Linked DNA regions of Homo sapiens: region 1 is linked to region 2. The links are chromatin loops, found by intact Hi-C in ENCODE. Cell type or tissue: GM12878. All regions are shown on one strand. Links, peaks and the distances in the headings refer to the core of each region. The heading gives the core; the rest is flanking DNA.

Region 1 (12,486 bases), core at 3,306-11,305, 460 kb after region 2:
TAGCATACAAAAGACATCACTTTGGAAGTTTTAAGGATTTCAGCAGTTGTATGTCAGGGGTCAAAGACCAAATACATATTTCACAATAAACACAAGTGTATAAAAGGGTCCATTTCATTATATATTCATCAGTACAGGGTATTAACAATTTTTAAATTTCTGTCAATTTGACAGGCAAAACTAACATCTTAATTTAACTTCTAGTATTTTAAACATTTTTCAGCTTACTGGCCATTTCTCCTATATTTCCATAAATCACCAATTCATGTTTTCCCACTTGCCTATCAGGGTACTCCTTCTTTGTTTCTCTTATTAGTAAGAGCTGCTGAGTATAACTCTTTGCTTGTCATGTGTATCATAAATATCTTTTCCTGATTTATTACTGACCCTTCCAGTTTTCATAAAGACTAAACTATAAATCTTTTTCTTTACGGCTTCTTCCTTAAATATAAAGCTCAAAATATCTTTCTACACCCTGAAGTTAAAAAAAAAAAAAGCAACTAAATCTTCCTTTATGATGTCTTACAGATTAAGTTTTCTAATACTCTACAAGTTACTTTCTAGCACTGTATGAGTCAAGGAAATATGACTTTTTCCCAATGTTGTTAGCCTACCGCAGCATAAGAGGATTAAGGGACAGCAAAGTATATTCAGTCCGTCATATGGAAATGCGCTTCCCGAGGGAAAAACCAGGACCCATGAATAGACTAGTGAGGCAGATTTTGACACAAGGAAGGGAAATGACTGAAGGATTCAAGTTGTCTAACAGAGAAATGAGCTGCCTAGGAAGCACTGAGCTCAGACCCTGGAAGGGTTCCAACAGCGGCACAGTAACCCCTATCAATACTACAGAGCTGATTTCCGTACTAAGTGGGTAACAAAGGTAACAATTTTCTAAGATCCCTTTCAACTCAGATTTTATGACTATAACTTGGAACAAGCAATGAGAGAAAGTTTGTGATGTGAAGAATGAAAACAACTTACAGAAACTGCATGAACAGAAAGGGAGATTAAGGACAATAAAATTAAGATTAAGACAATAAAATTGCATCTTATTGATGTGAAAAGACCCTGTGGAACTAAATCTCAAGGCTTATTTAAATAAAAAGTAAGCCGGGCACGGTGGCTCACGCCTGTAATGCCAGCACCTTGGGAGGCCAAGGCGGGTGGATCACCTGAGGTCAGGAGTTTGACACCACCCTGACCAAAATGGTGAAACCCCATCTCTACTAAAAGTACAAAATTAGCTGAGTGTGGTGGCGCATGCCTATAATCCCAGCTACTCGGGAGGGTGAGGCAGGAGAATCGCTTGAACCTGGGAGGCAGAGGTTGCAGTGAGCCGAGATCGCACCATTGCACTCCAGCCTGGGCAACAAAAGCAAAACTCCATCTCAAATTAAAAAAAAAAAAAAAAAAGGATTACTAGATGGCTCGAATTCCTTCAAAAGAGAGCATGTTCCATGCAGGCTAGGTGACAGAAAAGCCAATGAAATTTGAGAAGTCATTTATTTAGCCCAGGAAAAGCAAATGAGAGAGGAGCTGAAGAAAAGGGGAAGGAAGAGAAATAGATACCCATTAAAAGGACTTAAAGCCTGAACAACATAGGCAGACCCTGTCTCAAAAAAAAAAAAAAAAAAAATTAGCCAGGCACAGTGGTGTGTACCTGTGGAAACTGATACTTGGAAGACTGAGGCAGGAGGATCATCTGAGCCTGGGAGGTCAAGGCTGCAGTAAGCTGTGACTGCACCACTGTACTCCAGCCTGGGCAACAGAGCAAGGCCCTGTCTCAAAAACAAAACAAAAAAAACAAAACAAAAAAGCATTAAAAGGACCTAAAGTTGACAGGAACATCTGGGAAAAAAGAATACTTAGGAATCAGTGTGAAGTCTATCAATGCTTATTGTTTTTCACTTACTCCACAAATGTACATAATGTTATTATTATCATTATTAATATTATTATTTTTTTTTTTGAGACAGTCTCACTGTGTCACCCAGGCTGGAGTGCAGTGGCGCAATCTCGGCTCACTGCAAGCCCCACCTCCTGGGTTCACGCCATTCTCCTGCCTCAGCCTCCCCAGCAGCTGGGACTACAGGCACACACCGCCACGCCTGGCTAATTTTTTTCTGTGTATTTTTAGTAGAGATGGGGTTTCACCCTGTTAGCCAAGATGGTCTCAATCTCCTGACCTCGTGATCCGCCTGCCTCAGCCTCCCAAAGAGCTGGGATTACAGGCGTGCACCACCGCGCCCGGCCTCATAATATTATTTTTAAAGCCTTACATTTTAAGGACAGAATAACAGACCCCAGGTATTGTGGATCGAAGCTGTATAAATCAATATCCTTGCAATTTAAATCTTAGTACAATTGGGAGACATACATACAACTAAAAATCTGGAAAAGACACTCAGGGTATAATGAAATCTACATAGTCAGAGAAAGCACTGGCAAGAAAAGGCTTGAGCAGAGACTTGATGAAGAAACAGGAAATTTCCTAGCAAATAAAGACAAGACAGGTTGGGCGTGGTGGGTCCTGAGGTCAGCAGTTCGATACCAGCCTGGCCAATATGGTGAAACCGTCTCTAATTAAAATTTTAAGCCGGGCACGGTGGCTCACACCTGTAATCCCAGCACTTTGGGAGGCCGAGGCGGGCGGATCACGAGGTCAGGAGATCGAGACCATCCTGGCTAACACGGTGAAACCCCATCTCTACTAAAAATACAAAAAAATTAGCCGGGCATAGTGGCAGATGCCTGTAGTCCCAGCTACTCGGGAGGCTGAGGCAGGAGAATGGTGTGAACCTGGGAGGTGGAGATTGCAGTGAGCCGAGATCATGCCACTGCACTCCAGCCTGGGCGACAGAGCGAGACTCTGCCTCAAAAAAAAAAAAAAAAAAGAATTAAAAAAAAAATTAGCCAGGTGTGGTGGTGTGTGCCTGTAATCCCAGCAACTTGGGAGGCTGAGACAGGAGAATTGCTTGAACCTAGGAGGCAGAGGTTGCAGTGGTTGAGACTGCGCCACTGCACTCCAGCCTGGGTGACAGAGCGGGACCCCATAGAAAGAAAGAAAGAAAAAGAAAGAAAGGAAAGAAGGGAAGGGAAGGGGAGGGGCGGGGCGGGGAGAAAAGAAAGAAAGAAAAAAGAAAGAAAGAAAAGAAAAGAGGCCGGGCGTGGTGGCTGAGGCCTGTAATCCTAGCACTTTGGGAGGCCGAGGCGGGTGGGATCACGAGGTCAGGAGATCGAGACCATCCTGGCTAACATGGTGAAACCCTGTCTCCAGTAAAAATACAAAAAATTAGCCAGGCATGGTGGCGGGTGCCTGTAGTCCCAGGTACTCAAGAGGCTGAGGCAGGAGAATGGCATGAACCGGGGAGGCGGAGCTTACAGTGAGCCAAGATTGAGCCACTCCAGCCTGGGTGACAGAACGAGACTCTGGGGAGGGGAGGGGAGGGACAACACAGTAGTGGAATCTGCGTGTGCCAAGGGTACAAATATAACTGGTATGGTTGGAAAATCACAGTGAGCTCATCACTGAAGCCCAAGGAGGCTTACATGTAAATGCAAGGACAGCAGAAAAGGTGAGGCTGCAAGAAGCTGACTTCATGATTCTGAGTCCAAGTGACTCAAACTAAGGTCACTGGAGAGACGTCACTGTGAAGCAGGAAAGAGAATAGGAGAGGAATCAGCACAGGTTTGATGCAACTTTGGAACTACTGAGTTTAAGGTTCCTATGAGCACCTTGGATCCCTCAAAGAACTTTTATGTAAAATTTTACATTATCAAAAACAAATATACGTGGCCCAGTGGTAATTCTCACTTCTCTTGAAGTTTCCATTGATTCCTTGAGACTTGAATTGTTCTACACTGATAAGAGCATTAAAGATTCAGCTTAATTCATCAAGCCAGTCAGGCTTAGTTTTTGGGCTGAATATAATTATACCATATTACTAGTATGATCAGGCAGATCACCTGAGGTCAGGAGTTTGAGACCAGCCTGCCCAACATGGTGAAACTCTGTCTCTACTAAAAATACAAAAATTAGCCAGGCATGGTGGCAGGTGCCCGTAATCCCAGCTACTCAGGAGGCTGAGGCAGGAGAATCGTTTGAACCCGGGAAATGGAGGTTGCAGTGAGCTGAGATCGTACCACTGCACTCTACTCTGAGCGACAAGAGTGAAACTCCATTTCAAAAAATAATAATAAATAAATAAATAAATTGTACTTGAATAACAAAGTTAATTCATAAAAGTATAACATAATTTTCTGACTAAAAGGTAGGTAAATGGGAAAGTGTAGCTAAAAAAGCTAATCAGAATACCTGAGGATAAGCTAAATAATATCTGTATAATTTTTGTAATCAACAAAAAAGAAAATATATAGCAAAATATGCAAATACAAAACAAAATTATTTTCTCCAACTGTTCAAATTATAATGCTGTATTAGGTTCTTTAGTCCTCAGAGTTACATGGAAACTGTAAATTATAATTCTTTTCTATACAACAGAATTTCTGTTACTATGTGACAAGCAGCCTATCTTCTACCAAAACAGAGAGCCCCCAGAAATTCTCTCAATGATCCATGTCACAAAGAAGAAGAGTTAGCATGACATCAGTATAAATGTATGTTAAGAAGGCTGTTAGAATTAACTGTATAGTAGCAACAGATGCAAAATGCTGCATCATTAAGAACTGCCAAAGCCTGGAATGAGGTCTGGGGCAAGGAGGTACAAAGACAACATGGAGGAAACAAAAGACATTTTGTGCAAGGATGTGTGAAAGTTGCATCTCATCCAAAAAACTAGAGATAACAGTACTCAGCTCATGGGCTGGGAGAATAAAATGTGGTAACACAGGCCGGGTGCCGTGGCTCATGCCTGTAATCCCAGCACTTTGGGAGACCAAGGAGGGAGGATTACAAAGTCAAGAGATTGAGACCACCCTGGCCAACATGGTGAAACCCCGCTTCTACTAGAACTACAAAAATTAGCTGGGTGTGGTGGCACATGCCTGTAATCCCAGCTACTCCGGAGGCTGAGGCAGGAGAATCGTTTGAACCCGGGAGGCAGAGGTTGCAGTGAGCCAACACTGCACCACTGCATTCCAGTCTGGCGACAAAGCAAGACTCTGTCTCAAAAAACAAAAAATAAAAAATAAAATGTGATAACACAAGGGAAGTACTTGCCATGGTGAATGCACTTCAGCATCTGGTAGCATTCAATTACCATAGTGGACATAGTTATAGCCATAAAGGACAAGTCCACAGAAAAATATATCTTGACTACTTTATTACCTGCAAAGATCTTCAGAGATTACTAGGCCACTAAAAGTTGAAAATAATAGCTAAAAAGTTCCCTTTTATTAAAAAAAAAATTGCACTAAAAATTTTAAGCTTTTTTTTTTTTTTTTTTTTTTTTTGAGATGGAGTCTCACTCTGTCACTCAGGCTGGAGTGCAGTGGTGCAATGTCGGCTCACTGCAACCTCCGTCTCGCAGGTTCAAGCGATTCTCCTGCCTTAGCCTCCCGAGTAGCTGGGACTACAGGCACGCACCACTAGGCACAGGGTTTTACCATGTTGACCAGGCTGGTCTCAAACTCCTGACCGGAGGTGACCCACCCACCTCAGCCTCCCAAAGTGCTGGGATTACAGGCATGAGCCACCACGCCCAGCAAAGCTATTTCTTTCATGAATAGTGAAGAATTGAAAGGCTTCTCATGTTATTTTAAGTTTCAGCATATAAACAGTGTCAGACAGTGAATATTCTTCCTGTCTAAAATGTCTAGCCTGCTCTTCTCCGCTAATCCATGGCCATCGCTTCGTTTACTATTTAGCTCAATATTGAGCTTTTTGTAAAAAGCTTTCATTCTACTTATTTAAAGGTAGTATAAATCATAATCACACAAATAATTTGTATTTTCCAAAAATTCATATTAGTAAGCTGCTTGGAGTAAGACTACAGTCTCCATAGAAACAATATTACAAACAGCTAAGGTCCTGAGTAAGTTCTTGAATGCCTCATTTAACTTATAATGTACAGAGTATTTAGTCTTAGACTGTTTTCAAATCTAGTAGCAGACTCAGAAGAAAAAACATATGTTGCCCTATTGCTAGGATGGCTAACCATGGATCATGCATTCTCAATGGGGGCAGTACCTGTATTATCTCTCCCCCTAAAGAGAGCAGAAATCGGTTCTTGGGAGGACAAAAATAAATAAATAAACAAATGGTCTGTGGCCCTCACCAAAGCTCAACCTTATCTGAAAAATGTATATTCTTTAGTACTGGATTCCTCCCATTAGGGAGAACTTAATTACCTGGGCTAATTTAATAAAAATTAAATCTGTTATTAATTACATTTTATTTAAATGTAATTTTTCTCCTGAGGGGGTAATAATGAAAAAATGTTGAGAAACACTGTTCTAGATAAACCTTGAAAAAGGCAAAGTTTAGTCTTTCCTCCCCTGACTTCTCACCCAACCTGCCCTAAATCAAAACTACCTACCTGTGTTCACCCCTAGGGAAACTCTGACTTCCTTGATTCCCAGGATCTCCCTAGGCATTAGGAAAGTCACCCACTGACTAACTTGTCTGGAGGTATCTATACTTTTATAAGACGACAAAAGGACTTTCTATAAAGTAGATTTCATGCAGTGCAAATGGGAAAAAAAACTGAAGATTATGCTGGAGATGGGGAAAAGTTCAATGTCTGTTTCTGAAGCCGTGACTCATTCAGATTGAGCAGAACTAGCTACTAATTTGTCAGTGAGAACATTTCTCATCTATACACATAGAATTAAACTTAGTCAACTATCCTCTTAAAGGTCTTTTATAACAAAAGCAGCTTTTTATTTTAATTTTCAAAAATCATTTGAGTAATTCTGGACTAATTTAGAGCTCAAGGCAATGTTCCTGCCAAATAGTATATATGCAGCTAAGGAAAAATGTCACCATGCACAGCTTCTATTTGTCCATGAGAGACTGGGATACAGTTTTCTCATGGACACTCACAGAACATTCAAGGTATCCATCAATATACTCCCTACCTAATATTTCACAATTTGTGAACTCTTTCTATGTAACACGCACTCTAAGACAATAGGACTTTCTTGCTATCCCCATAAATACAGACCACACAGAGGGCAGGATAAACTTGATCTGATTCTTAAGGGAGGAAGGTAAAGGAAATCAGAGAATAGCCACATTTCTACCTTATCTTTGGTAAGTTCCTTGGTCATATGATCTTAGGCTGAAACTAGTGAGGAGGGGCTGGGGAGCCCATCCTACCTGGCACAGACCAGGGAGCCTGACCAGGTAGCCTATTTACTAAAAGTAATACCAACAAAGTATAAGTGCTATATCCCAAGCTATTAAATCATATTTGTTTTAAGGTATTTAACATTAGAATTTAAAATATTTTACTTTCGTCATTATGACTATGAGATACATGATTCCTCCTCCAAAATCCTTAAATCAGTAGTAGATACAAATCCTAAAAAAAAATTAAATTTTCTAAATAAAGCATTATCTAAATCAACCTTCCAGATATTATCAGAAGAAAGTGTAAGAATTAAAGTTCTCATTACAAAAGCTTTGCGCATCAGGCATTTTATACTAGGAATGCTCAAAATCTAAAGCAGAGATAAATCACATTAATATGGTTGAAAGCAAGGGTCCTGTATGTATTCTTGAAGAGAGGGACTCTATCCTGCAGTAGATTATAAAAATTTAAGAGCATCCTTCTCCTTCTTTCCCACAGACCAAAATATATCAATCAATCAATCAATTAATCCAAACATAACCTGGCACTATGTTATAATGAAAATCGGTCTGGGACTATCTGAAAAGTATGACACTATCAGTGTTTCAGCCTAGGGAAAGTGGGGCTTCATTAGAACATAAGTGTAGATGAACAAACAGCTCCTGGCTGCCTGCAAGCATTTATAATTTATTCATTTAACATTCAGCAAGAATAAAATTGTCCAAGATAACATACTTTCCATATAAAAAAATAATGCCTGTCCTCAAAGATATATGAGTATGGCTATGGAGGATACAAAGAATAATACAGGTTGCTCTTCCAGAAAACAGATCATTTAATTAAGGACGAAAAAAATGCAGAGTTTACTTGATGCAAAAGGTTAACAATACAAAAACATAAATTAGGAGGTACTGCAAGGTAGCATATGACCAAATACCAAATGAGAAGCAGCCTGGCTGCCAGGGGCTGGGGTTCTCTGGGAAAGCTTCAGAGGAAGCAGCATGGGAACTGAGTCTTTTCACTGCCGAGATCGCGCCACTGCACTCTAGCCTGGGTGACAGAGCAAGACTCCGCCTCAAAAAAAAAAAAAAAAAAAGATCAAGAAAGAATTAAGAATCACAACTTCAAGACAGAAAGTAAAACAAATGAGAAGCCTCTTAGATACGAAAATTATCCTCACTGAAGAAAAACTGAGAAGGAATGAGAAAAAAAGTTCAGAAGCATTGTAGCTAAAACAGGAAATGACAAATGCGGACAGGAATTGCAAAGATTTGGTCACCACTTAAAAGGTAAGGATAACTGAAGAAGTGGAAAATTATGGCTGTGTTTCTCGGGAGATGAAAAGGCAGTCAGTGGACTGTACTCAACACTATTTCAAGATCCACTATCTCAGTCAACAATAACTAATTATACAGCCAGGATCTCCTGAATCATAAAATGATGCAATTCCTAATAAGGAGCATGGTGGAGATAATGGCAGGGACAATATGACACAGAGCAGATCTCACAATCACTAGCTGTGATTCCTTAAGCGAGACACTAAACTTCCCTGAGGTGTTTTTTTTTTTTTAGACAGAGTCTCACTCTGTCGCCAGGCTGGAGTGCAGTGGCGCGATCTCAGCTTACTGCAACCTCCACCTCTCAGGTTCAAGTGATCCTCCTGCCTCAGCCTCCCAAGTAGTTGGGACTACAGGCGCATGCCACCAAGCCCAGCTAATTTCCTGTATTTTTAGCAGAGATGGGGTTTTACGGTGTTGGCCAGGATGGTCTCAATCTCTTGACCTCATGATCCATCCATCTGGGCCTCCCAAAGTGCTGGGATTACAGGTGTGAGCCACTGCGCCCAGCCACTTCCCTGAATTTTAATATCCTCTTCTATTAAAAAAAAGGTCTGGGCCGGGCATGGTGGCTCACGCCTGTAATCCCAACACTTCGGGAGACTGAGACGGGTGGATCACCTGAGGTTGGGAGTTCAAGACCAGCTTGACCAACATGGAGAAACCCTGTGTCTACTAAAAATACAAAAAATTAGCCGGGCGTGGTGGCACATGCCTGTAATCCCAACTACTCAGGAGGCTGGGGTAGGAGAATCGCTTGAACCAGGGAGGTGGAGGCTGCGGTGAGCTGAGATCATGCTATTGAACTCCAGCCTGGGTGACAAAGCGACATTCCGTCTTCAAAAAAAAAGAGAGAAATGAAGAGAAATACTATGTACATGAGTTAGAAGACTCAACATAGTAAAGCTATCAATTCTCCCTAAATCGATATAAACATTTAATGTAATTCCTCTCGAATCCCAGCAAAATTATTTGTAAATATAGATAAGACGATTCTAAAACTTACACAGAGAGGCACAGAACTAGAATAGCTAAAAATCTGGGGGAGAGAAGAATAAAGTGGGAGAAATCAGTCTACCTTATTTCAGACTTACACAGCTACAGGAATCAAGACTGCGTGCTAACGGAGAACCCAGAAACAGACTGAAACAGACCCACACAAATATGCTCAACTGACTTTTGACAAAAGTGCATCAACAACTCAATAATGGAAAGGGAGCCTATTCAACAAATGGTGCTGGAGCAACTGGACATCCATAGGCCAAAAAATGGCCCTCAACTTAAGTCTGACACCTAACAGAAAAATTAACTCAAAATGGGTCATAACATAAATGTAAAACATAAACTATAAAACTTTTAGGAAAAAAATAAGAGAAAATCTTTGGGATCTAAGGTTAGGCAAAGAGTTCTTAAACTTGACACCAAAAGCACAATCCATAAAAGGAAATAATGATAAATTTCAACAAAACTGAAAACTTTTGCTTTGCAAAAGACCCTGTTAGAAGATGAAAAGATAAACTACAGACTGAAAGAGAACATTTTCAAATCACATATCTGAGAAAGGACTGGAATCTAGTATACCTAAAAAACTTTAAACCCAACAGAAAAAAAAAATCTAACTAGAAAATAGGCAACATGTTGGGAGGCTGAGACGGGAGGATCGCTTGAGCCCAGGAGTTTGAGACCAGCCTGGGCAACATGGTCACACCCCTGCCTCTACAAAAAATACAAAAATTTAGCCGGCTGTGGTGGTGCACACCTATAGTCCTAGCTACTTGGGGTGGCTGAGGCAGGAGGATCGCTTGAGCCCAGGAGATTGAGGCTGAGGTTGAAGTGAGCCATCTTGGCACCACTGCACTCTAGCCTGGGTGACAATACGAGAAATCCAAGTTAAAATCACCATGAGGTGTCACTATATACCTATAAGAATGGCTAAATTAAAAATAAGGACACCACCAAATGCTGGTAAGGATGTGCAGAAACTGGACCTCTCATACTTTCCTGGTAGGGATGCAAAATAATACAGCCATTCTGAGAAAGTCTGGCAGTTTCTTACAAAACTAAGCATGCAACTACCATATGACCCAACAATTGTATTCCTGGGCATCTATCCCAAAGAACTGAAGACTTATGCTTACATTATGAGTTACTGTACATGAATGTTTATAGCAGCTTTATTGCCAATAGCCAACAACTGAAAACAACCTAGATATCCTTCAAACTGTGGCACAATCATACCATGGAATACTACCCCAGCAAACTGCAGATATATGCAACAACCTGGATGAATCTCCAGAACTTTGCTGAGTTGAAAAAAAAAAAATCCAATCTCAAAAGGTTACTAACTGGGTGATTCCATTATATAAGTCTTGGAATGACAAAATTATAAGAATAAAAACGAATCACTGATTGTCTGGGGTTAAGAAGGAGGCAGGGCAGGAAAGAAGTGTGTGTGGTTATAAAAAGGCATTAAGGGATCCTCCTGGTCCTGGGAACATCCTTTATCTTCACTGTATCAATCAATGACAATATGCTGGTTGTGATATCGTACTATGGGTTTGCCAGATCTTATTGTGGAAAGGTGGATAAAGGGTACAGGGTTCTCACTATACTGTATTATTTCTTACAACTGCATATTAATCTACAATTAACGCAAAATACAGTTTAATTCGAAAATAAGTAAAGTTAGCCTCAAAGCAAATTAAGTACAATTAAAAATAAATCTAACATCAGCTAAATGAAGTGTTCTCTTCTGCTCAAGCTTGTTTGGATACGTAATCTATGAATCAAAGAATTTATAAAACACATTTTCCTCACCAGGACCCCTCAATTTTCCCTCACTCACACATGCACACAAACACAGCAACTGAGACAAGGGGGTCCAGACAGAAAATTTGAGATTTTTAAAAAATACGCGATAGAATGAAAAGAGACCTGGGCTGAATCAGGGAGAAAAATCTTTGTCCAGGTTCTATAAAACAAACCAACGGTGTCACTTTGGACGGATCCTCTAATCTCTCAGCCTGCAATCTGAACTGTTTCTACAATTTAAACTTCTCATGTAGGAGGTTGCTTAGTAGAGTGGTTCTCAAACTTTTTGGTCTCCAGCCTCCAAAGAGCTTTTGTTTACACAGATGAAAACCACCAATGTTTACTATCAAAAATTAAAAGGGAGAATTTGTTTTTAAGAATACACAGGCATCGGGCCTCCAAACGGCGGTGAGATCACTCCATACCATGTAGCCTTTGGAAAACTCGATGTACACGACCTTGGTACTATTAACGAAAATAGTTGTAACCACACTTGGAAAACCGCTGGCTTACTAACAAGCGAGATAAATCTACAAAAGTAACTGGAAAGGTTCAAAACAGTGAACAAACGCGTTCTTTTAGAGTACAAAAGAGTCAAGGCGGGAAAAAAACGGTTTAAAATCCCAATGGAGGAAAACTTGGACGACCACACCATCGGATAAAACGGGAGAGCTTTTGAAAAGCCAGGGGAGCCGGGCTTTCTCCCGGCGGCAGGGAGGCTCGGAAGTGCTCACGGCTGCAAAAGATGACCGCTATTCAATCAGTCCGCACTGCGCCTTCAACTCCGTTATAGCCGTAAGAGACCCACAAACACCGCTGTGGATGTAACTTTTGGCAAAGACCGGGAAGTCGTTCAAGAACTCTCCCACCGTCCCGACGCTGGCGCCGCGCCCCGCGAACCGGGGTCCGGCCGCGCCCAGGCTCCGCAGAGGCTCCTCTCCCGCCCCAGGCGCCCGGCCGCCGCGGAAGCCGGGGAGCACTGGGCGGGCGGGGCCGGAGGGGGCGCGGGTCACAATCCCGGGCCGGACCAGGGGGCCGGTGGGTCGAGGGCGGGAAGTCCCGCGGGGGCCGGGGAGCGCGGG
Region 2 (12,486 bases), core at 2,143-10,142:
AGGGGTCAGGGCAGCCCCTGGGCAGCCCGCTGCTGCTGGTTCATTCTAGTCTTCCTGTTCATCTGCAGTGAGGAAGTGGGTCACTCTTCCTCTGGGTCTGCACACCCTGCCTGCAGACTGCAGCTGTAGGGAACACACAGAATGAATGGTGGCCCAGGTGCTGGGGCTGTGGAGCTGTCACCATGGCCCTGTGTGAGTGCTGCTCTTGAAGACTGGCCCAGAACGAGTGATGTTAATAATTAATTCAGTCCACACATATGTACTGACTGCCCACCCTGTTGCAAATACTGTGTTAAGCACTGGAATATACATTGTTCACAAAACCAGAAGTGATCCAGGCCTTTCTGCAACTGACCATTCAGAGGACACTGTAAACAAATAGCCAATAGGTATCTCTTGACATGTGGTAATAAGAGACATGAAGACAAGGGGCCACAGCCTGATGATGGCAGGGGACGTGGAGTCATGGGTGATGTCTGTGGATTTAATTATGCAGCTTATTTTATTTATCAAAATGTATCCACATCTTTACTCTTTTATGGATAAGCCACTGGATTCCTTAACTCTTTATAATCATATCCCAAATCTGCGTAACTTAAAAATTGCATCCTATTTTCTCTTCCCAAGCACAGCCAAAGGTAATTAAAACCAGATGTGTTTGCATGAGAAAATGCGTGCAGAGCATCAAGAATGTAGATTGTGCTAAATTAATGTCGCCTTAACAAAGATAGCCAATGAGACTGACCTTTTTTTTTTTACTGAGTTCATGATGCCCATGGGTTAATTTTGTCACTAGCAGTCATTGTCTGGACCAAGTTTGTAGTCTAAACATGTGCAGTATGAAAGGTGAATGCTCTCACACAGTCACACTCCTAATAGGAAGACAACTCTCTTGTATCCTGAGCGGCATCCCCCTTGTGCCTTCTGTGGCTGAATTTGTGTTGTGGACTATAGCAGAGGGAAAACTTCCAATGCTAGAAATCTGAGTTTTAAAAATTAATTTAAAAATGTGTTCCTTATGGAATTGGGAGTGTATCTGCTGTCTCGGTTTGACAAACTAAGCTTTGACTTGTGTACAGTAACAAGAGTTTTCCTGGATTTAAAGTTGTTGTCCCCAGCATATCAAATGAGGTGACGTATATCAGATCCTGTGGTTGAGCCTCACAGTGCAGAAGGGCACCTGCTATGGGTCAGCAGCCCATTGAACAATGGAGTTTAAGACTTGCAGTTTTTGAGCTTTTCAATCACCTCTTTGCCAAAGACCAATGTGTCCATTGCTTGGCAGTTTGACATCTGGAGTCGTGTGGACAGGGGTCTACATCCAAAAGGCAGCGCCACTGGGGCTTAGTTTGTTCAGGTTTGTGTTCCTAGGCAGATGGAGGCTGTTTGTCTCAAATATAGCTGCTTTAAAAAAACAGGAGGGTTTATTGATCAGAGGTAGTGACTCATGACGTTGAAACTGTGCCTACATAACTCACATGACAAGGCTGGGGTGAAGAGGACAGGTCTGCGGAAGGCTTTCCACTTAGTCCTGGGAGGCCCCTTTTCCCTCTGTCCACCGTCCCCTCCTGCACCATCACTGTCACTTCTTTTCTGAAGGCTGCATTGATGCACATGGTTGGTGCATATGGGTCGATTGATGCACGTGGTTGCATGTGGTTGACGCACGTGTTTGGAGTTCTCTCTCTTCCTGAGATCAGCTGCATCCAGCCATGGACCTTCTCTTTTGCCGGTTCTTTGTGAATCATAAATCTACTTATAATGCCTTTACATACTGATGTTCTTTTTCTATTTTTCCCAGACTTCAGAAATTTCTTGCCTTTTTTTTTTTAGAGACGGAGTCTTGCTCTGTCCCCTAGGCTGGAGTGCAGTGGTGCGATCTTGGCTCACTGCAGGCTCTGCCTCCCAGGTTCACACCATTCTCCTGTCTCAGCCTCCCGAGTAGCTGGGACTACAGGCGCCCACCACCATGCCTGGCTAATTTTTTTGTATTTTTAGTAGAGACGGGGTTTCACCATGTTAACCAGGATGGTCTTGATCTCCTGACCTCATGATCCACCTGCCTCAGCCTCCCAAAGTGCTGGGATTACAGGCGTGAGCCACCATGCCCGGCCAATTTCATGCTTTTTAGATTTATGGGAAATAGAATTTTTTCCCTTCTGCAAAAGGCCTATGTGCTCTACACGTGGTTAATAGCCAGTCTATGCAATATGATTGATGTTAAAGGTAACATCTCCTCTGTGTCCCCAAACTAATCAGTGCCCCATCTTAGACTATCAACACCTACACAGTCTGGCCCCAGGGGTATCAGTTTTCCACTTGGTACTATCACTGCTGTAAACAACTTCATGGGCTGAGAAGCCCTTACTTTCATAACCCCCACCTTCCATCCGGGGCTGCTGTGAACTGGACAACCCTAAAGCATCCTGACAACCAGACTCCTGTTGGGCAGGCGGTATCTGGCTGGTGTGAGCCATTTACATCAGTTGTATTGAAGGGATCAATGCTATGCTGGGACCCATCCTTGGTGCTCATTTTAGTCGACTTCATCCAGGTGGAAAGATGCAACCACACCCCCCGGAGCCCAGGTTTCTGCGGATTCCTCTCTTTTGTCTCCCTTCTGTGCAGTTTCTGGCTCCATTTTTATTTGTTCAGGCTGTTTCAGTGACCCTTCCTCACTCTTCCCCTCTGTGGGCCGTGCGCATTCCTGGCAACCAGTGCTCTGTCGGCTTTTGCAGTTGCCACTGGCTGGCTTTCTGGAGGCAGCCTCTCGTCTCTGCCTGGGTCCCTCTTCCTCCAACTTGCTCAGTGATGAGTGGGGCTCAGAGCCTCACTCACAGGCTGCCCTCCGCACCGCGCCAAGCTCATGGGAGGGGCTCGAGACCTCTGCAGCACCTAGGCACATGCCTGCCTTTCCCAGTGACCAGGCCCAGCCCAGAGCTGAGCCCACAGCTGCAGAGATCACCAGTCCCCAGGCTGACCAATTCTTTACAGGTGTAGGCTGAAGCTCCAACCCACTGCACTTTTCTCTATCGTGAAATCGGATGTGAATTTAGGGTGCAGATCCCAGGAAGAGTGATGACGCCTGGGGATAACAGTGTGTCTTGACAGAAGAGTTAGGACCCAAAGCCAGCATCTCCCAGGAGAAAGCAAAATAGTCATTTTCTAGACCCCGGGGAACAAGTCTCCTGACAGTATCAACAGGAGGGGGTACTGGTTGGAGAAGGAGGTCAGGGTGACGGTTGTGTCCAGCTCAGCAAAGCCAGGTCCTCGCCTCCTTTCACCCATGGGACCCCCCAGATGTGCCAGTCTGCTGTCGGCTGCCTGCTTCTCCTACCTCCTGCAAGCTCTGCAGGTGGCAGGGCCCTTTCTACACTCACGGAAGTCTCAAACAAACTTCTGTGACACCTCCTCTGGTGTGTGGCCATCATTTCCAGCCCCCTGCCCAAGTCCTCTTCTGGGGTCCTTGAGTCTCCTGGGGGGGGGGTCTCAGGTATGTGCCTAGAACTTCTGCTGCAGCCCCTGGCCTGTCCCCTGGGCCCCACCCTGAGTCACCTACCGGGTGGGGTCCCTGAGCTCCTGGAGAGCAGCAAGGGAATGCTTCCCATGGTCCAGCCCCCTGGGCGGACTCTTGCGCCTTTGTGACTGGGTGAGCTGTGCATTTCCAGTTCTTTGCCAGCTGCCCCACCTCCCCACCCACATCCCTTCCATTGGTGTTCTCAGGAATAGGTGTTTACAGTCTTATTTTTTCTTAAAAATTCCCATGCATGTTATATTCTACTCTAAAATGTGCCTCCTCTGATTTTAATAGGACCCCAAAGCACCCTGTGGGGTTAGCTCCACAAACTTGGAATCAAATATGTGTCCCGTGACTTCTTCCCATTCCCTGGCCCCCAGCACCCACACAGGCACCCAGCTTGCAGGCACAGCGGCCGAGAGTGAGGGAGGGGCTGCCTCCTGGGCTCCCCAGGGACAACGGGGCACTCTGCTCTCCCCAGTGGCTGAGGGAGGAGGATTCTAGTCCTGTCACCAGAAGCCTCTCTGGGTTCTCTGGGGGCAGAACGCCTCTGCTTGGCTGCATCTTGGAGCCCTCCATCCTGGAGTCACCTGTGAGGTCAACTGAGCGGAGCATGGGCTGTCGGGCCTGGGTTTATTTTCTGATCGTTGGTGTCCTCTGGCTTCACCTGCCAAAGCATCGAGGATTGTTGTTGACTGATGGAAGTGCTATAGGCTTGTCGGTAAATGTGGGGAAAGGTGGCTGTCATTGTGGGACGTTTTCACTCTCTAAACTTAAGTGGGAAATTTCTGTCAGGTTGAGGAATTGTCAAGGATGTCGGCTTTCAAGGTGACAATTGTCGTGCTGACAGATACAGCACATGGGTGGTAGTGGAGTGCCGGGGGCTTGGGGCTGGTGTCCTGGCTGCTGGAGTGTGATTTGGCACTAGAGATGAGGAAAGGGAAAGTGCCACTGGGATGCTGGTATTCCTGGTGGTGTCCCTGAGCCCGGGAACCCAGTGTGGGGGGCCTGCCATGATGGCCACAAGGTAACCTCAGGAGGAACCTGGGAAACGTTTTATATTAAAGTTTTCATTTAATGGTCCATTCTGTTTGTCAAGTGGTGCATATAGAAAAATTGTGGCAGTTGCATGGAATTTCATTTGGAAACAAATTTAAATAAAAAGTGAGTCAATTTAAAGGAACTCATTAAGTAAGTATCGTGAAACTGAGGCTTGGAGGACCATAGTTTGGATAAAAAATGCCTTAAGTTGAAGTGAAATCAGAACCTCAAAGCGAGATGTGCAATCTCATGTTCATTTCAGCATTATTCACAGGGCCAATATCTGAAAGCAACCCAGATGTCCATCACCAGATGAATGATAAAGAAAGTGCAGTGGGCTGGGTGCAGTGGCTCATGCCTGTAATCTCAGAACTTTAGGAGGTCAAGACAGGAAGATCGCTTCAGCCCAGGAGCTTGAGACCAGCCTGGGCAACATAGCAAGTCCCCATCTCTACAAAAAATAAAAAAAGAAAAAAAGAATCAGCTGGGCATGGTGGTGCATGCCTGTAGTCCTAGATACATAAGAGGCTGAGGTAGGAGGATTTCTTAAGCCCAGGAGGTTGAGGCTGCAGTGAGCCGTGATCGCACCACTGCACTCCAGCCTGGGCAACAGAGTGACACCCTGTCTGAAACAAAACAAAACAAACAAACAAACAAACAAAAGGCTGCCTGTGCTGTGCTGTATACACACACACACACACACACACACGTATATACACAAACAATGGAATATTATTCAATCTTAAAAAAGAAGGAAATCTTTCCATTTGTGATGGCATGGATGAGCCTAGAGGACGTTATGCGAAGTGAAACAAGCCACAGACACAGAAAGGCAAATACTGTGTGATCTCATTCATATCCGGAATCTAAAAACACTGAATTCATAGAAGCAGATAGTAGAAAGGTGGTTACGAGGCGCCGGAAGTGTGGGAAGAGGAGATACTTGTCAAAGAGTAACACTTTCAGTTATAAGATGAATGAATTCTGGAGTTCTACTGTGCAGCATGGTGACCATAGTTAACAATACTCGATTATATACTTGAACTTTGCTAAAAGAATAGATTTTAAGTATTTTCATGACACCACGAAGGTAACCACGTGAGGTGATAGATATATATTAACTGGAATGTATATGTATATCAAATTATCACTTGTATACCTTAAATATATACAATTTTTATTTGTCTGTTATACCTCAATAAAACAGGGGAAATATAAATTTAACATGATAATGAAAAGTACTTTTAAAAAACACACAAAGCTGCCTCAAGTCATAGAACAAGCAGACCTAGCTTTCACCATGACGTCTCTAGGTTTGTTCTTTCAGCCCTGGTTTCCTGTGTGTCTGAAGGCTCACGCCCAGCTGTGGATGTGCTGAGGCTTTGTATGAGGGAAGAGTTTGAACGAGGTGAATATGAGGAACAGGGCAATTTTATGCTTGCAAGCAGCGTTGGGAAAATTGCTTTGTTTGATTTTTAAACCTAAATGGCAAACATGAGAAACCCAGCCTTTGGGATTTATTTTGGACATGACAGGTGTTCCCCGAGTCCTTATGCCACTGCACTGGGTCCAGGTTGGGCCACTCCCAGGCCCACCTCCAGCTGGTGATGCATGCCTGGCAGGGGCCACCTCACACTGTCTGCATCAGTCAGGCACCAGGCTGGAGCCTGAGCCACAGCAGAGCACTGACCCGGGGTTGAGAACCAAGAGACGGGCAGGGGGCGGAAGGCATGGTGGGAATAGGCCTCGCTCAGCAAGCTTTGTTCCCAGAGCTGGGGTGCTGGGGCGGTGTGGACACTGCGCACTGTGGGGTGAGCGCGTTCAGTGCCGATCTCAGGGCAGCGGGCTCACACCCGGCTCCTGGGCTCTAACAGGTGTGGCATAAGAAACTCAGGGCTCCGTGTCAGGAAGGGCCCTTTGGAGAAGCTCGTAAGCAGAGTGTTAAGGGCCCTCTTACGGGGCCTGGAGTCATCTCTGAGTCTTCCCTCACCGGCTCTGTCTGTGTCTCCAGGTTTGGTCATTTCTTTCTCTTGTAAGGGGCAGTTCACTCCTGCCTTTCTGCTGCTTCTGAGACAGAGCCGTGTCCTGGCTGGGTCCTTCCTGACCACGGTCTCCCCAGTCCATCTGTGCCTGTGGCCCCGGTGATTGTCTTAAAATGCTGTTTGGTGGTTACAAGCCCACTCAGCCCCCTTTAGTCCGGACTTCATGCCAGGTTTGCAGTCCCATGGCCCTGCTCATGACCCTGTGAGCCCTGCCCCTCTCTTATTCCTGCACTGTGTTCATTCCTGCTGTTGGCTCTTTGCTTATGGAAGACCGGTCGCCTTCACCATTGGTCTGTCTGTCCGTGAGGGAATGCCGCCTCCTTTCTCATCTGTGGGAGGCTGCAGAGAAGCCCTCATGAAAGGGGCTGCTTCCTCACACATCCTCCACCCCTAGGCTGTCCGGGGGGCCTCACTGTTGCACGCATGGTCGAGCGACCTTTGGCACTGCTATCGCCATGCGTTTCTAGACTCTCGTGGACTTCCTAAGGAGCACTTTTCTAGAATTTATCTTCTGGTTGTTTTACAGGTCTTGGGTGTTCTCACAGGTCAGGACCACACCATCCGTTGAGCCTCCCCACCCGTGTGAAAGGGCGGGAACCCAGGAGCAGTATTGGTTTGTTGGTTGGCATGGGGTCAGGGGTGTAGTGGCCAGTGGCAATGCTTCCACATCACCAGGCTGAAAGGCAGGACGGAGCCGCAGAGCTGGGGAGGCTGCGTAGGGCTATGGGTGTGCGTGGAGCCCTGGAGCCCGAATGCCTGGGTTCATGTCTCCCTCCCCACACATTGTTGCTGTGTACCCCTGAGCAAGTCAAGGGGCTTGGCAGTGTGACCTCCCGGCCGCAGTGTCCTTGTCTATGTGGGCCGACGGAGTCCATGCGGGCCGAGGGAGTCCATGCAGGAAAAGTGCTGAGAGAGGTACCAGCTGAACAGTTAGATTTAGTGAAGGTGAGGTGTCACCACTGTTACTGTTCTTGAGTCTTAAGTTTTCATTAGAATACGTATTAGAATGCATGGTACACTAATAATGGCCATTATTATTGGAGCTAACACTTGTTGGTCACTTAGTTCTGGCTGCTCTTATAGCCAGATTAAGGGTCAGGCAAAGGGCATCAGTAAAGGTCCCTGAAATGTTACTGGGACAAATTGCCAAAGGGATCATTCCAGCTTCCCAAAGGTGGCCAGGGCCTCAAGAGCAAAAGAATACTAGTGACTAATCACTCCTCTGTATCACTGGCCCATTTCTGTGGAGTCTGTGGAGTCTTCTTGCATCAATTCCGTGCCAAGAGGCCTCCAGTGTGGTGGACAAGCTCATGGGTCCTGTGAATGTTCAATGGCAGGAGGAAGGGCACTTCCTAGCACTTTCTTGTTTCTGTTTAGGATCCAAGAAGCCTACCTCTGAATGCACGCTCTCCCCAGCACCACCTTCAGGCCCAGCCCTTCCTCCACCATGGGTCTGCACCATGGGTGGCTGACTGACCATCTCCTTGAGGCTGCTTTGGTCCCCAAAGTCAGGCTGGGACCCTGAGGAAGGGCCTGGATTGGGGGGCCCCATAGAGTCTACATCTGAGTATCTTTTTTTACAATCCTTCCTTCGAAAACTTGCGGATCTCTCCTTTCTTTAGTGCCCCCCCCATTCCTTCTGTTTTCCTCTGTCCTCCCCTTCCTAACCCTCCCCTCCCCTCCCCTCCCTCTCTTCCCCTCTTCTCTTCTTTTTTCCCTCCCCCCCCCCCCCCCCGCCCCAATATCCTATGAAGGCCTCAGAGTCCTGTTAGAAAACACTTCTGGCAGTAACTGTTCCCATCTTTCCTCCTGGGCCCTTCCCTGGGACTCATCTCCCAACCTGATGATGTCTCAGGCTTTCTCCTAAGTAGAGGCTCTGCCCTCCCAACAACTGTCCAAACAAGTTCTCTTCTTCCCTGTCTCGTTTTCCCCTCTTGGTGACCCTGGAGCGAGTCAGAGGGTGGGTTTCTTTTTGTCCAAAAGACAGAGGTTGGCTGGCACTTCCTCAAGGTGCCTGGGAGAAAAGACCGGGATGCCTGGACTTTCTTGGAATTACAGCTGTCCGCTGCTGCTGAGAGGTTTGCTCGAAAGATGTAAATATGGGGGTGTGGGGAGGTGGTGCTGCTCTCTCTCTATCAGAGGCACATCAGGGAACCTCAAATGCTTTTGTGGACGAGACTATCTCTGCGCTGATAAGCACCTTGTTGTTGCTGGGGCCAGATGAAAGATAGTTGTTGAGTTGCAGCTTCAGTATGCTGTTTGTATACTAGAGAAACATCATATCTGTGCGTATTTATAATTTTCCATCTACCACTTGGTCAACAGATCTGATAAGAAGCCCACACTTGAAGGAATTAGCACTAAATGGAATGCTAAACATAGTACCGTAAATGGTCCAAAAAGAGGCCTAGTCAATTATTCAGGAGGGTTATATCAAGGTCTCATAGCGTGTTATCGATTCCCAGTTCTCTTGAAAATGATTTATTTGTCAATTGCCCATGAAGTGACCTTTCTTGTATAGTTTCCGGCTTCTGGGTCTTAGGGCACTTTGGTTTTGTAATTTTAATTTCTCTTCTAAATATTTACGAAGTTAACAAGCAGTTGTTTTAGCTAAAATATCCCGAATTGGAGCCTAGCCCATTGATCTGTCATTTAATAACTCCTGTAGATGAGTATGCATATGCATTTCCATATATACATATAAAGTTAGACCTTTTATAAACTCTGCGTTTATAGTTATTGATTGGCAGTTCATCTCTTTAAATGAAGAGTTTTGGGGACTAGCTCATTTCTGCTGATCTTTACAGGTTTGCTTAAGATCTGTGGGCCCCTCAAAATCCATGGTATCATGGACAAGGTCAGTCGGGTGGTTTGTTGCATGGTGACTGTGGAATTCGAGTTCAGGGAAGGGACCATCTGGCTGGGCTGCCAGCCGGGTCCTACACAGCCCCCTTTGTGTGGCCTTTTGGTCTCATGCACCCAGTATGCAGTGTGTTCTTACCGATGGTGGAAACCTGGCTCTCCCACCTGCCTGCTCTAGGACTCAGGCAAATTGGGTACCTTCTGCAGTATCTGTTTTCTCTTGTGAGATGGGCCCCGATCATGCCACATGAGCAGAGCACGTGAGGGAATCCACCGGGACGGTGTGCTGCAGCCAGCCCAGGCCAGAGCGCCATCCGTGGTTCTTCATGTCACTATGGCAGAGCTCATGAGCCAGCCATCATAGGGAGGGCTTCTTAAAGGCGTTCTTTTTTTCCCTTTTTGGACAAATTGGTAAGATGCTGTAGCTCAAACTGTGTACAAATTTCTGCACGTGTGGGCTGATACTTTGGAAGAATGAAAGAAGGGTTGAGTAATTGGCTCTGGGGAATATTACTGCTGACTGGTGCCATTTTGATGAGTAATAGACCCCATTAGATCACAGTAAAATACTCGATTATGTATAATTAAAGATGGCATTAGTCAGGCAGAAGCCACAGCGTTTAAAAATGTGAAAGGGATAATTTCTAATGCTGAAAAGTGCATTCATGGCTGAAGAAGCAGAGCGTAATGTGTAGTGAATTGAGTTCTGAAGTTACTGGGGCTCGGTCATAGACAGATGCTTGTTTAGCAGGACAGCTGGTGTTCTTTTATTTTTAGGTCTCAAAAATGTGTAGGGACAGCAATCATGGCAGTGTTTTTTTTTAAAAAGTATTTTAGGTGAATTCATGGCTTGTGGAACAATTCTGATTGGTGGTTTTACCCAAAAAAAATCAAGTTCTAGACTTTATTCTTTGTGGAGCAGACAGAGCCCAGGCAAGCTTTGGGAATCTTTGTTTCCCTGTTTGCACTTCTGGCTTTCAACTGCAGATCCCCCTTTCTCTTCTCATTTATTCATTTGCTCTTTCCTTCCTTCAGAGGCTTCAATTGAGTGCCTCATGCAGGCCAGACACTGTTCTGGGCTCTGGGAAGGAGCAGGGAGCCAAGCTGAGACTGGCCTAGGAGCTCACATTGATGGAGTGGGCAGGACTCAGGGCAGGGCCACACTGCTGTCCTTGGTCCACACCCACTGCTTTTATTCGGACTTCTCTAGTCAGACACTAAGAATGTTCTATGGCCCCCCGGGACCCGTTCTCTGGGAGATCCATTGGCTTAGAGCTGAGAAGTCTCTTTGGCTTGACTTGAGCTCCTCTACTCCATTTAATCAAGAGTCAAGTGTCTGGCAGAGACTTTCGTTATTAATAACGTAGCTATTAATATTCACATTGACAGTCATTTGCACTTCTAAACCTCTTTAATCTCAGAGGTTGCCACAGCATTTCATGGACCTCAGATGAATGGCTTCAAAGGAAGGCACAGGGCTCTCTACCATGAGGACCCAAGGGGAATTCGCTTGTTTGACAGAGCAAGTGTGTTAAGGCAGCCGTCCCTGGGTCTTGCATGCAAGGTCCAGCAGGAGGACAGCTGAGCATCTCCCTGCACGTGTCCATTGAGCACCCACATGTCCTTTGGCTCTCTGTGGCAGCAGCAACGTTGCAGAGAGCAAGATAGTCTGGCCTCGTGGTGCTTACGTTCTAATTGGTGCCATGGGGGCTCTATCAAGACGTTGTGAGTAAGTGACAATTGGAAAACCTTAGCTACAGTGGAGATGCTTTGTAGTGCAGGTATTTTTGTACTCCAGTTGGACTTAATTAAGATTAAAATACCAGGGGGTTCTTTTTCTGCTCGTGGATATTTTTTGTCCCAGTGGAAGGTTGAAATCACTTTTTAATTGCAGCTGTGTTCTTTTATTAAACTAGTGGTTCTTGACTTGGGGTGCATGTTGAAGTCCCCTGGGGAACCTCCCCAAACACTGATGTCTGTCTCAGCCCAGGGCCCTGTGATGGGTCTGGGTGCAGCCTGGCATCAGATTCAACGGTCCCCAGGTGATGCCAGTGCTGGGGTGAGCAGCACTGATCTAAACTGCAGAAGGCCAACAAAAGGTGGTGTAGAGGAAGTGGTTGTGAGAGCCAGCACCTGGAGAATCCTGCCAGATCTGCACCTGGAAGATGAGTTGGACATGGCCAGGTAAAGAGGGAGGAAGAGTGTTCCAGCGGAGGGAATGGCAAGCATGGAAGCCTAGGGTCCTGAGGAGCTTGGAGCAAATGAAAGGAGGGGAAGGGTTGGGGGAGGGGGCATGAGGCTGGAGAGGATGGCCGAGGCAGGTGGTACAAGACCATGCTAGGGATTTTTGTCTATAACCTGATGATAGTCGAAGCCATTTTATTTATGAGCCTGGAACTACTCTGCTCATTATTTCACTTAAAAAACAATTTCTTAGAAAAATAGTTTTTTTACAAAAACGAGGAATTCAACTTATTAATTCACTTAGTCTGTTTAACCACACAGTGGGACAGGTATAGATAGGTGCTATGATTACCCCCATTGTGCAGACGGGGAAAGTGAGGCCCAGAGAAGTTGAGTAGCTTGTCACACAGCTGGTGAATCGTGGAGCTGGGATCTGAGCTCAGGCTGCCTCTGGTTCCAGTCTGGCTCTACATTTCTGGGGGATTGGTGCGATGAGCCTCATTTCACAGAGCAGGAAGTGGAGGTGTGGGTTGGGGTTAGAATTCTGTTCTGATCTCCTCAAATCTCACACTGTTACCTCCTTATCAGGCTGTTCAGACTTGGGGAGAAATTAAAAAAAAAGTTTTGTGCTTTTACCATACTATAAATGTGAAAAAAAATATGGGCATATAAGTCAGTGGGAGAGCTTTATGGCTGAACATAAAGAGCATTCAAATAAAGAAGCTAGTTATTTCAAGGTGCTGATGGGGGAAGTCAGGTGGTACCTTTTCCATTGCTGAAACATTGATGAAGGTCGACACTGCTTATGGAGTGCAATGCAAGGGAGAGGCTTTTATGGAT

Evidence for each region. A loop is a pair of places that touch in the nucleus more often than their neighbours do. Peaks named below come from ENCODE experiments on the same cell type or tissue, not always from the same donor. Only the 100,000 strongest peaks of a DNase experiment are listed, where the experiment ranks them.
Region 1: it touches region 2 in a loop (3-fold over the local background); 2 of 110 quality-filtered maps call a loop at or near these places.

Annotation. Positions count from the first base shown.
Region 1 is chr2:109,601,283-109,613,768 of GRCh38, forward strand. The region is part of intron 1 of SEPTIN10 (septin 10); the gene reads right to left. It also overlaps a transcript of RANBP2 not described here. Among named protein-coding and RNA genes, the nearest start is that of SEPTIN10, 6.4 kb to the right of the region's middle. RefSeq lists an enhancer at 11,574-12,483 and silencers at 12,336-12,425, 12,456-12,486. In GM12878, for the core only: a CTCF peak has its summit at 10,501; a DNase peak (open chromatin) is centred at 8,213; H3K4me3 peaks cover 2,873 bases; H3K27ac peaks cover 3,361 bases.
Region 2 is chr2:109,138,567-109,151,052 of GRCh38, forward strand. All of the region lies in intron 1 of SH3RF3 (SH3 domain containing ring finger 3), which reads left to right. It overlaps MIR4265 (microRNA 4265), which reads right to left and starts at 3,022; the gene lies at 2,924-3,022. It also overlaps a transcript of RANBP2 not described here. RefSeq lists a silencer at 11,015-11,064. In GM12878, for the core only: no CTCF peak of the experiment used is centred there; DNase peaks (open chromatin) are centred at 4,832 and 5,465; H3K4me3 peaks cover 227 bases.